Regions from separate parts of the Homo sapiens genome. Here region 1 is linked to region 2. Evidence: chromatin loops called from intact Hi-C (ENCODE). Cell type or tissue: mammary epithelial cell. All regions are shown on one strand. Each heading gives the region's core, and the rest is flanking DNA. Links, peaks and the distances in the headings are about the cores only. Region 1 has its middle 68 kb from the start of LINC02946. Region 2 holds the start of LOC105373529 (a long non-coding RNA gene).

Region 1 (4,392 bases), core at 117-4,116, 87 kb before region 2:
AGTCCATTGTCTCATGTTCTTTCCTATAAAATATTCTGGGAATCATAATCAAGGGCTGCCTCAATCAAGTGGACAACTGTGTATAAAATAAGAACCTGGGTGAGAGGCGAGAGGTGACAACCGTGGAGAAAGCAGAAGAGAGTTCCTGTGTCCATTAGATACTGAACATGAATGAGCACTGGCCTAGCGGTTTGCCCAAATGGCTTCCAAAAAGGAATTGGAATTATACTTACCATGACCATTCTTGAAAGTTTCCTAAGTACATAGTTTTATGTGCTGGAATCTTCTATTGGTCCCTTGGATCCGCTCCTCATCTTTTTCCATCGTACTCTGCCCCAGAAGGGGTCCTGCATGAACTACATCAGTAGGGTGTCCATGACCCCCAGCTTCTGATTGGGTTTAGTCAAGAGGGAGCCCCTGCAGAAGTTGAGGATGGCAGAGATAGGGGAAGTGGAGAGTGAATCAGGGTGTTTTTCTACTTGTTTTCTCTTGCAAGGTCACCTTGGGCAGCCCGAGTTCCTCAGCCAAACTTTACTTTCCTCTCAAGCCAACTCTACACTAATCTCCCTCCTTCCAGATTCAGGCAGTTGCCCTCTTCCCAGGTATCTTCCAGCCTAGGGTGGTAACTGTGTGGCCACCACCAGCTCTGGAACAGCATAGTGTCCTGTGTGTTTCTCCTACACAACAGCCATTGAAAACTATCTTTCTGTGAACCAGACCCTCTTTGAATTGCCCCACCTTGATGGTGGCAGGTTCCTTTGGGACTCTATCTGGTGCACTTGGATATTTCAGCTACTTCCTTCCTGACAATGAGAGTTGAGGCATTTGCATTCCATCCTGGGCTCTGCCATTTACTAACTGCATGCTTGGTCAAGTTGTTTAGGCTCTGCTGGCTTCAATTTTCTCATCGTCCAATATGGGGAGAGGCCCTCTTCTTAATTACTGCTGCACCTCACCATCACCTGGGGGGCCTTGTAACAATTGGTTAAGCCAGAACCTCTAAGAGAGGGACTTGGACATATGTCACAGCCCTAGCTTTCTTATGTTACAAGGAAATCTGGAAGGTACCATCTCTCACATACACCTTTTGGGCCTCAGGTTCACTCAGTGTTTATTTATTGAGCATGTAGGGGAGGAAAAACTTTACATCTACCCTCTTAGGGTCCCTGGCTGGGCCTGAGAATTAAATTGACATAGATTGACTGGAGAAAAGCAAACAAATGTAATTTAAGTTTTATCTGACTCAAGAACCCTCATAAGGAAATGGACACCCAAGGATGGGGTTAGAGTTGAACATTGTATACTGAATGGGAATTGTGGACAAGTGACTCAACCATGTGGGGAGACTAAACGAAGAGAAGAACTAATTTTTTTTTTCTTTGAGATGGAATCTCACTCTGTCACCCAGGCTGGAGTGCCATCGTGCCGTATCGGCTCACTGCAACCTCCGCCTCTCAGGTTCAAGCGATTCTCCTGCCTCAGCCTCCCGAGTAGCTGGGATTACAGGCACATGCCACTGTGCCTGGCTAATTTTTGTATCTTTAGTAGAGATCAGGGTTTCACCATGTTGGCAAGGCTGGTCTCGAACTCCTGACCTCAAGTGATCCGCCCACCTTGGCCTCCCAAAATGCTGGGATTACAGGCATGATCCACCACGCCTGGCCAATAAGAACTATTTTTAAAAAGGTCTGTTTATGCAGAATTCTTTCAACTACGACTCCCCATAGAAGAATGATTCTTTTCTCCCTTTACAGAGAGTACATTTTTCACGTGGGAGATTTTTATCCCTTGTTTTTAGGAAGAAAAGGGGTGATTCGAATGCCCTTCCTGTATCTGCTATTTCTCAAGTGCCTTCAGCTCAAGAGAATCCTTCTGCCAAAGTGACCTATTTTGGGGTGGCCTGTTCCACCACCCTCCAAGCACAGGTCAGGAATTGTGTTATACATTTGGCTCCTGGTCAGTGGAGGGTGAGGTAAAAAGGCATGTCACTAAGTCATCATATGGTGCTGGGACAGTGGTTGGTAAGAAGGGCTTTAGAAAAAACATACAGAAGACAGGATTGCTTTGGAAAGGAGCAATTTGTCAGCCGCGCTTCCGAGAAATCAGCAAAAGGAGAGAGGAGGTAGATGCGGACTAAACCCAACTAGCCTAGGACGCAAGTGGAAGCCTGGGATGGTGACAGGAAGGCCAAATGGCCATGGTGGTCAGAGCATGGCTGAGGAGATCGAGGCCAGGCTGCACTCAAGGCAGGCTGCAAGCATCTCTTCAGACCTGTCCCCAGGCAATGTAGAGGGCATTGCATTGTTTAATGGGATCAGATTAATGTTTGCTACAGAGTGCCTTGTGCAGGAGGGACAGGAGACGAAGAGGAGGGAACGCCACTATAGAATACAGGAAAGAAGCTGAAATACTTAGGTGTGACTCAGTCACCACTAATTGCTAGTATATTGCTTAGCAGGCCTAGGAGACAGCTTGGAATGAGAGAGACAGCAACTGGTGTTGGATGGAATGTGACAAAGGGCGGAGGAGAGGGCAGTTGCTACTGCTCACCTGTGTGCATGTTGAGGCTGTGAATCAACAAAGGGTGTGAAGCAAATCCACCCAGCAATAACAGCTGCTGCATCCATAGAGAACTCTCCTCCCCTAAAACATCAGCCACAGGCACACCGCACCCTGGACTTCAAGCACATCCTCCGAGACCTTGTGAAATTTTCTATGGGCATTTTCACTTCCAAAGAATCCTCTGTGCCTGCTTTTTCCAACGTGGGGCAGGCAGATTCCCTGACTGCAACCTCGTTCTAGGCGGGGCTGCCACACAGGAGGATGAGGATTTTGGTGACACCCACCACACCCTGACAACAGTCTCCCCTGATCCCTGATACTGAAGGCAGAGATGCACCTGCAAGAGACAAGGAAGGCCATGGGAGTGGGCCTCGGAGACAGAGAGGGTCATGGGGGAAGGCACCTGCTATTTGCCCTGGGCTTCCCAGGGGTGAGTTAAGAAATGACTTCTCCCCACCTCCGTTTTCACCCCGCTATGAGGAACTTGTCACTGGAACAGTCTCTACGAAGCAAGCCAGGGCAATGACCTGGCCCCTGCCAGCCAGCTGACACTGCTGACTTCAAAGGCTCCTCCTTCTACTCGTCTCCTGCTGATATCAGGGTCCTGAAATCCAGATGGGTTTATTAATTCATTCATTCATTTACTCATTCATCAAATATTAACTGAGGCCACTTGGGCCAAGGTGCAGTAGACCCTGCATTAATCTGCAAAAAAGGCTATTTACAAAAAGAAGGTATCATCAAAACGGGGCTTCACCATTGCAAAGAAGTGGAATTGAATGGATAACACCTAACATGGAACAGGAAAGGCATAAGCATAAGTTTACTCAACAGTCTACATGATTAAGCATAATTATGCCACAAGGCACAGCATTTCTTAGGGGCCACTGATGAGCTAGGGGATTGATAACCTACAGAAAAGATGAGGGCCATTTCCTAGTGATTAGGCCAAGCTCCGAGCTGGCTCATTTCCTTTTAAGCTCATTTCCTGTGATGACACTGTTGTTATTGTTATTTTAAATCAGAAGACACATGCCCAGAAAGTCAAAGGCATGTAACCAAAAAAAAAAAAGAAAATGAATATATTTTTTAAGATAATATTTTCCCTTAATTATCTACACATTTTATGAAGAAAGCCATATTTTCAAACTGAAGCATCGTTCGAAAACTGATTCAATTCTTTCCCTCTTTGTGCATGTGCTTTAATTCTGTGCTCATAATCTATATTGGGCAGGAGGATGGGACAGCCCTCAGGCCTTGGAGATTAAGACACAGAAGAGATGCCCAGAAACCAAGGGCTGAAGTGTTGGGGCTTCCGTAGGTATCAATTACACTCTGTGTAGTTTTGTTCTTTCCAACTAGAGGTGGTTTTTAGGGTGGTATTGAGGACTTTCAAGGTTCCTCCATACCCTGGGTTTATATTGTTCCAACTGCAAGAGATTAGTCTACTCAATTAGCCAGAGGGTCACTGCTTAATCACGGTAGTATCTCCCTGTTGCAAAGACAACAGAGAAGAGGCCAGAACTTGAGCAGGGTGACAGCCTTTGCTCACTGCCCCTTTCTCCCTCCACAGGCAGAAATTCCACTCCAGTAGCCTCCTCACTTTGGAATGAAGAAGGAGAGAGTTGCATTTGGAACTGTCAAGAGCGTGGCAACACTTGTACTTGATCTCTCCAGAAGGAAATGATTTTGGACCAAGCCACTCTTACAGTCCCCTCATTGGAGAGGGCAAGGTGGCATCTCTGAGGACAGGGGACCCACCTGGTCAGTCCTGGGTTCTGTGCCCACTGACAGGCAAAGGCATGTCCTGACTTTTGGCCTTGGATTTGC
Region 2 (4,392 bases), core at 322-4,321:
TATATTTTACTAAGGGTAAATAAAATTTTATCATTTCCAAAATTCAAGTGTAGCCTCCACACCAGGCACCCAACATGATTAAAGAGCCTGCTGAATTTGACAAAATGTGTTCTGTTCCCTTTGGTTCAAAAGTGTGTGCATGTGAAACTCCCAAACAAGTTTATAACCACTAGATATATATATATATATATATATGTACATATATTAAATGATAAATATATTCTATAATTGCATTATATATCTCTATATCACCAACTTAATGCTTCCATTCAAGTTCTGATGCAAAGGTGTGTGAGTGGTCATTCAATCTGCATACAAGCACAATCAATAAAAGGTTTTATATTTAAATCAGGACATGCTCAACCTGGCATCACCAGAAGCCTTCTCACATGGCACCTCTAGACCCCATTGCCTTCCCACTCAGAGGTTCCCTGTCCACCATCCTCTCCTCCACCCAAATGCCATCCTTGGACTTTTATAGCTAATTACTTCAGTATGTTAACTAAATTGGTCTCCAAGCTCTTAATGAAGTTGCAAAAGCTCATTTGCAATATGACTACTGTCCTCTTAAAACTGATAAATACCACCATTACTTTCCCTCCAACTAGGCTGGGCTTGCAGCAGAATGGAAGTGGTATACGTGTGTTGCTTTAATGGGAAACACTCCTTTAGACCTTGAATGCTCAGAAGCTCAATGCTTTGTCTTCCTAATGATTTCAAAATCCTGCTAAACATGTTACAATTGCCCAGGACCCATGCATCTCAGACATCAAATTAACTATCTTCATGTATAGATATGAAGATCTTGTCAAAATAGTTGACCCTATTTTCACCTTTCATGGTGTCACTGAAGAACATAAAAAGCATAATTATCAAAGGAAAGATGTATTATCACAGACGAAGACCTTGAGAAAATCTCTAAAGGATTCTGTTGAGTCTGAGGCTCTCTTGATGTGCATTTTCTCCAAATGGGTGGGTGTCACTGTGAGCTCAAAAACCTGAAACCAACCTTTTCCATTACTTAATAATTCAGATCACCATCTGGTTTATTCCCCCACAATTTATCTCTGCACTACACATGATAGAGTGTCTTCAGTTCAGCCCAGTCAGAAGATTCTGGGGATGCTCCAGGAATATACTTTCCTACCATGATCACTTGGCTGCTAGGTTTGATCCTGGTCAATATGCTCCCTTTTGTGTGTGCCAACAACACACTTAGGAAAGGGTTCACACCTAATTCACATCCCTAGGTACTCTGCAAGTAGACACACGCACACACGCATGCACTCATGCACACAGACATGCACATAGAGGCACACGGGACTTTCTTTATTCCCACATATCCCTGAATCCAACAAGCTTTCCACTCTCATCCCAAAACCAACTGTAAAATCCCAAGCCCCAATGTGCTGATATTAGGAGGTGTGTTTTGGGGAGGTGAAGCTTGTCGGATTCCCTGAATCCGACAAGCTTTCCACTCCAGGACCCAAAACCAACTTTAAAGCACAGCTTTTACCACAGTTACTCCAGACTTAAGCAAGAGGAATTTCAGTGTGTGACTAGGGACCCAGGACTATTCCCAGGTGGCTTTGACTTGGTAACCTCAGAAGGATGCTTGTCCTGTAACCAGCTGTCTTTTGTGGTATGGCCAACAGCCAGGTCTCTGCTCTCTGATGCAATCAGTAGAAAAGACAGGAGAGGCAAAGGCTGGAGGGGATGGTATTTGTTCACTGACTCAAAGGCAAATCATTCACGTTAATGCTTCTTTATTGGCATTTGTTTCCTGAACGCGTTGATTACTGGCTTTCCTGCCTCTCATGTTGTGTGTCCATGGCACTGCCCTAAACACAAACACCCTAGCTAGAAACTGGAAGAAATGAAAATATAGGAAGAGAATGACTGATCCTGATGATTGCTATCTGAGGGTAGGAGAATGCAAGTGGAGGTTTACAATTTAAAAAGGAAGTAAACAACAAAACAGGAAATTCTGACACAAAGTACAGGAATAGCCAATTAAGATAAACATTTTTTAATAAAAATTTCTTTTGTCCAACCCCTAATCCTCAGTGTTGCTGGAGATCCAATGGCACATAGTTCCGGGGTTGTTGATCTTGGATTCAGTTTTCTTTAAAAGGCTTGCCTGCCTGCTGCCTGACTTCTTTCAGTCCCAGCCTAATGTCATTCGGGTTATAGGTTATTGGCTGTTGGCACTTGAAGCATCTGTGTTGTGTGTGTAAATCAGTGACTATAGTTAGAGGAAGAAGTTCAAAGTCTGGAACTAATGACTCATGTTGCTGGGAGCCATTTGACCCAACTCTCTGCTGCGCCCCAAACCCTAGTTTTACTTGGCCAGAGTTCTCATGAGTACTCAGTGAGAAACTGGAATTAGAAATCAGTTCTCCTCTTTGAAATGCAAGCCTGATGGCAGTACAATGATGGAAAGAGACAGCATTATCCAAGCACAAAACCAAGGCTTGCCCTCTGGTTATTAAAATGTTGAAATACTTCCTTATTCCTTGGTAATAGCAGCCTCACAAGCTCCCCCAGGCGGCCCCACTATGGCATGAAGATGCCTAAGTCACCCCACACTCTACTGGACTGCTGCCTGTTCCAGCAACCTGATGGTTACCCCGGTACCTGCACAGCAGGAGGCCTCTGTGCCCACCTCCATTCCGATTGGCCAGCATCCCATCAGTAAAATTCTTTGAATGTTATCCCTGCACCAATCATCACTCGTTTTCTCTTTGGGAAGTTCTGGTTGCCACAATTTTAAGAAGACTCAGTGGGACTGAAGTTAGGTAACTAAGATGTTGCCACGGAAAGTCAGAATACAGTTGAGAATTTTTTGTCAAGAGACACAAAAGCCTGGAGAAGGCGATGGTTGAATAGGATGTTCCAGGTGAACCAGGGCTCAAGCTCAAACCCGAAGAGCACCTCTTACCAAAAGTATAAAACAGGTGTGCTTAGATAAATGCAAGAAAGTACTACTTTGTACAGCCTGTTATAAACTTAGGAACACTGCATAATATCCAAGATTGTTGAAGATGTAAACAGGTTCAAAATGCATAATCAGTTTTTAAAACGTGAGCATCTGTTAGCTTGAATGTGCTCACTGTAATCTCGCCTCCTGGGTTCAAGCAATTCACCTGCCTTGGCCTCCTGAGTAGCTGGGATTACAGGCATGCGCCACCACGCTCGGCTAATTTTTTGTATTTTTAGTAGAGACAGGGTTTCACCATGTTGGCCAGGATGGTCTCGAACTCCTGACCTCAGGTGATCCACTCGCCTCAGCCTCCCAAAGTGCTGGGATTACAGGCGTGAGCCACTATGCCTGGCCGAATGTGCATTCTAAAGGGGCAAGTGGAATCTCTGCTGTAGGATTATAACTGTTTGAGGCTGCCGCCAAGGATGGTTATACCTCCAATTATTATCTTGGTGCTTCTATTAAAACAGAATTTTGAACTGAGAGTGATGTGTCCACTTGGACATCAGACACTTTTGTCACTGCTGTCATTGTTGACATGGTGGGGTTCAGAAGAGGATGTGGAAATTCTTCACAAATGGATGGGGGAGGAACCTGAGAACCTTCCTATTTCTTGCCAGGGAAGTCTCAGAAGTTTCTAATGGAGCATCCCCTGACTCCCACCATACTGCTACCCATGGAGAGAATTTACGGTTTGGGATTGCTGGTGCAACGTACAGCGGCTGCACAACAAGGTGGGTGAGAAGAGATTAGACAGAATCCTGGAGGTAAAATTTTAGTTCCAGCTGAGTCCTCGAATCTTTGTGGAAATTTATTATTTGATTGAACATAACTTACCTTTTTTCTGACTAAAAATGATACATATTTGCTGGGTGAAGTGGCTCATGCCTGTAATCCCAGCACTTTGAGAGGCTGAGGTGGAATAATTGCTTGAGCCCATGAGTTTGAGACCAACCTGGGCAACATAGCAAGACCCCGTCTCTACGAAAAAATTAAAAATTAGTTGGGTGTGGTGGCATATGCCTGTGGTTCCAGTTACTCAGGAGGCTGAGACAGAAGGATAGCTTGAGCCCAGGAGTTTGAGGCTACAGTGAGCTGTGATCATGCCACTACACTCCAGCCTGAATGACAAAGCAAGACCCTTTCCCCACCAAGAAAAAAGAAAAAAAAAAGAAAAAGAAAAAAAGAAATATGTTTATTATCAAACATAGTAATCCAGAAAAGTATAAAGCATAAAATAAAGACCCAATTTCCCACTACCCACACATGACCCACTGGATCTAATGTCAACATAGTACTAAATGTATTTCTGGACAGCTTTCTCCATAATATGCATATACACACAAGTAACATGCCATTTACAGCAGTCGAATCATACTATACATGACACTTATGTTTTTTTTTTGGGG

The links. Hi-C counts contacts between places; a loop is a spot of excess contacts. Peaks named below come from ENCODE experiments on the same cell type or tissue, not always from the same donor. Only the 100,000 strongest peaks of a DNase experiment are listed, where the experiment ranks them.
Region 1: a loop joins it to region 2, with 6 times the contacts of the local background. A loop is called at or near these places in 1 of 110 quality-filtered maps.

The regions. Positions count from the first base shown.
Region 1 is chr2:105,539,975-105,544,366 of GRCh38, reverse strand. No RefSeq gene overlaps it. Among named protein-coding and RNA genes, the nearest start is that of LINC02946, 68 kb to the left of the region's middle. In mammary epithelial cell, for the core only: no CTCF peak of the experiment used is centred there; a DNase peak (open chromatin) is centred at 2,526; H3K27ac peaks cover 454 bases.
Region 2 is chr2:105,453,128-105,457,519 of GRCh38, reverse strand. It overlaps LOC105373529 (a long non-coding RNA gene), which reads left to right and starts at 2,829. Exons shown (of 3, transcript XR_923141.1): 1 at 2,829-2,957; 2 at 3,604-3,717. In mammary epithelial cell, for the core only: a CTCF peak has its summit at 2,550; DNase peaks (open chromatin) are centred at 1,709 and 2,329; H3K27ac peaks cover 1,953 bases.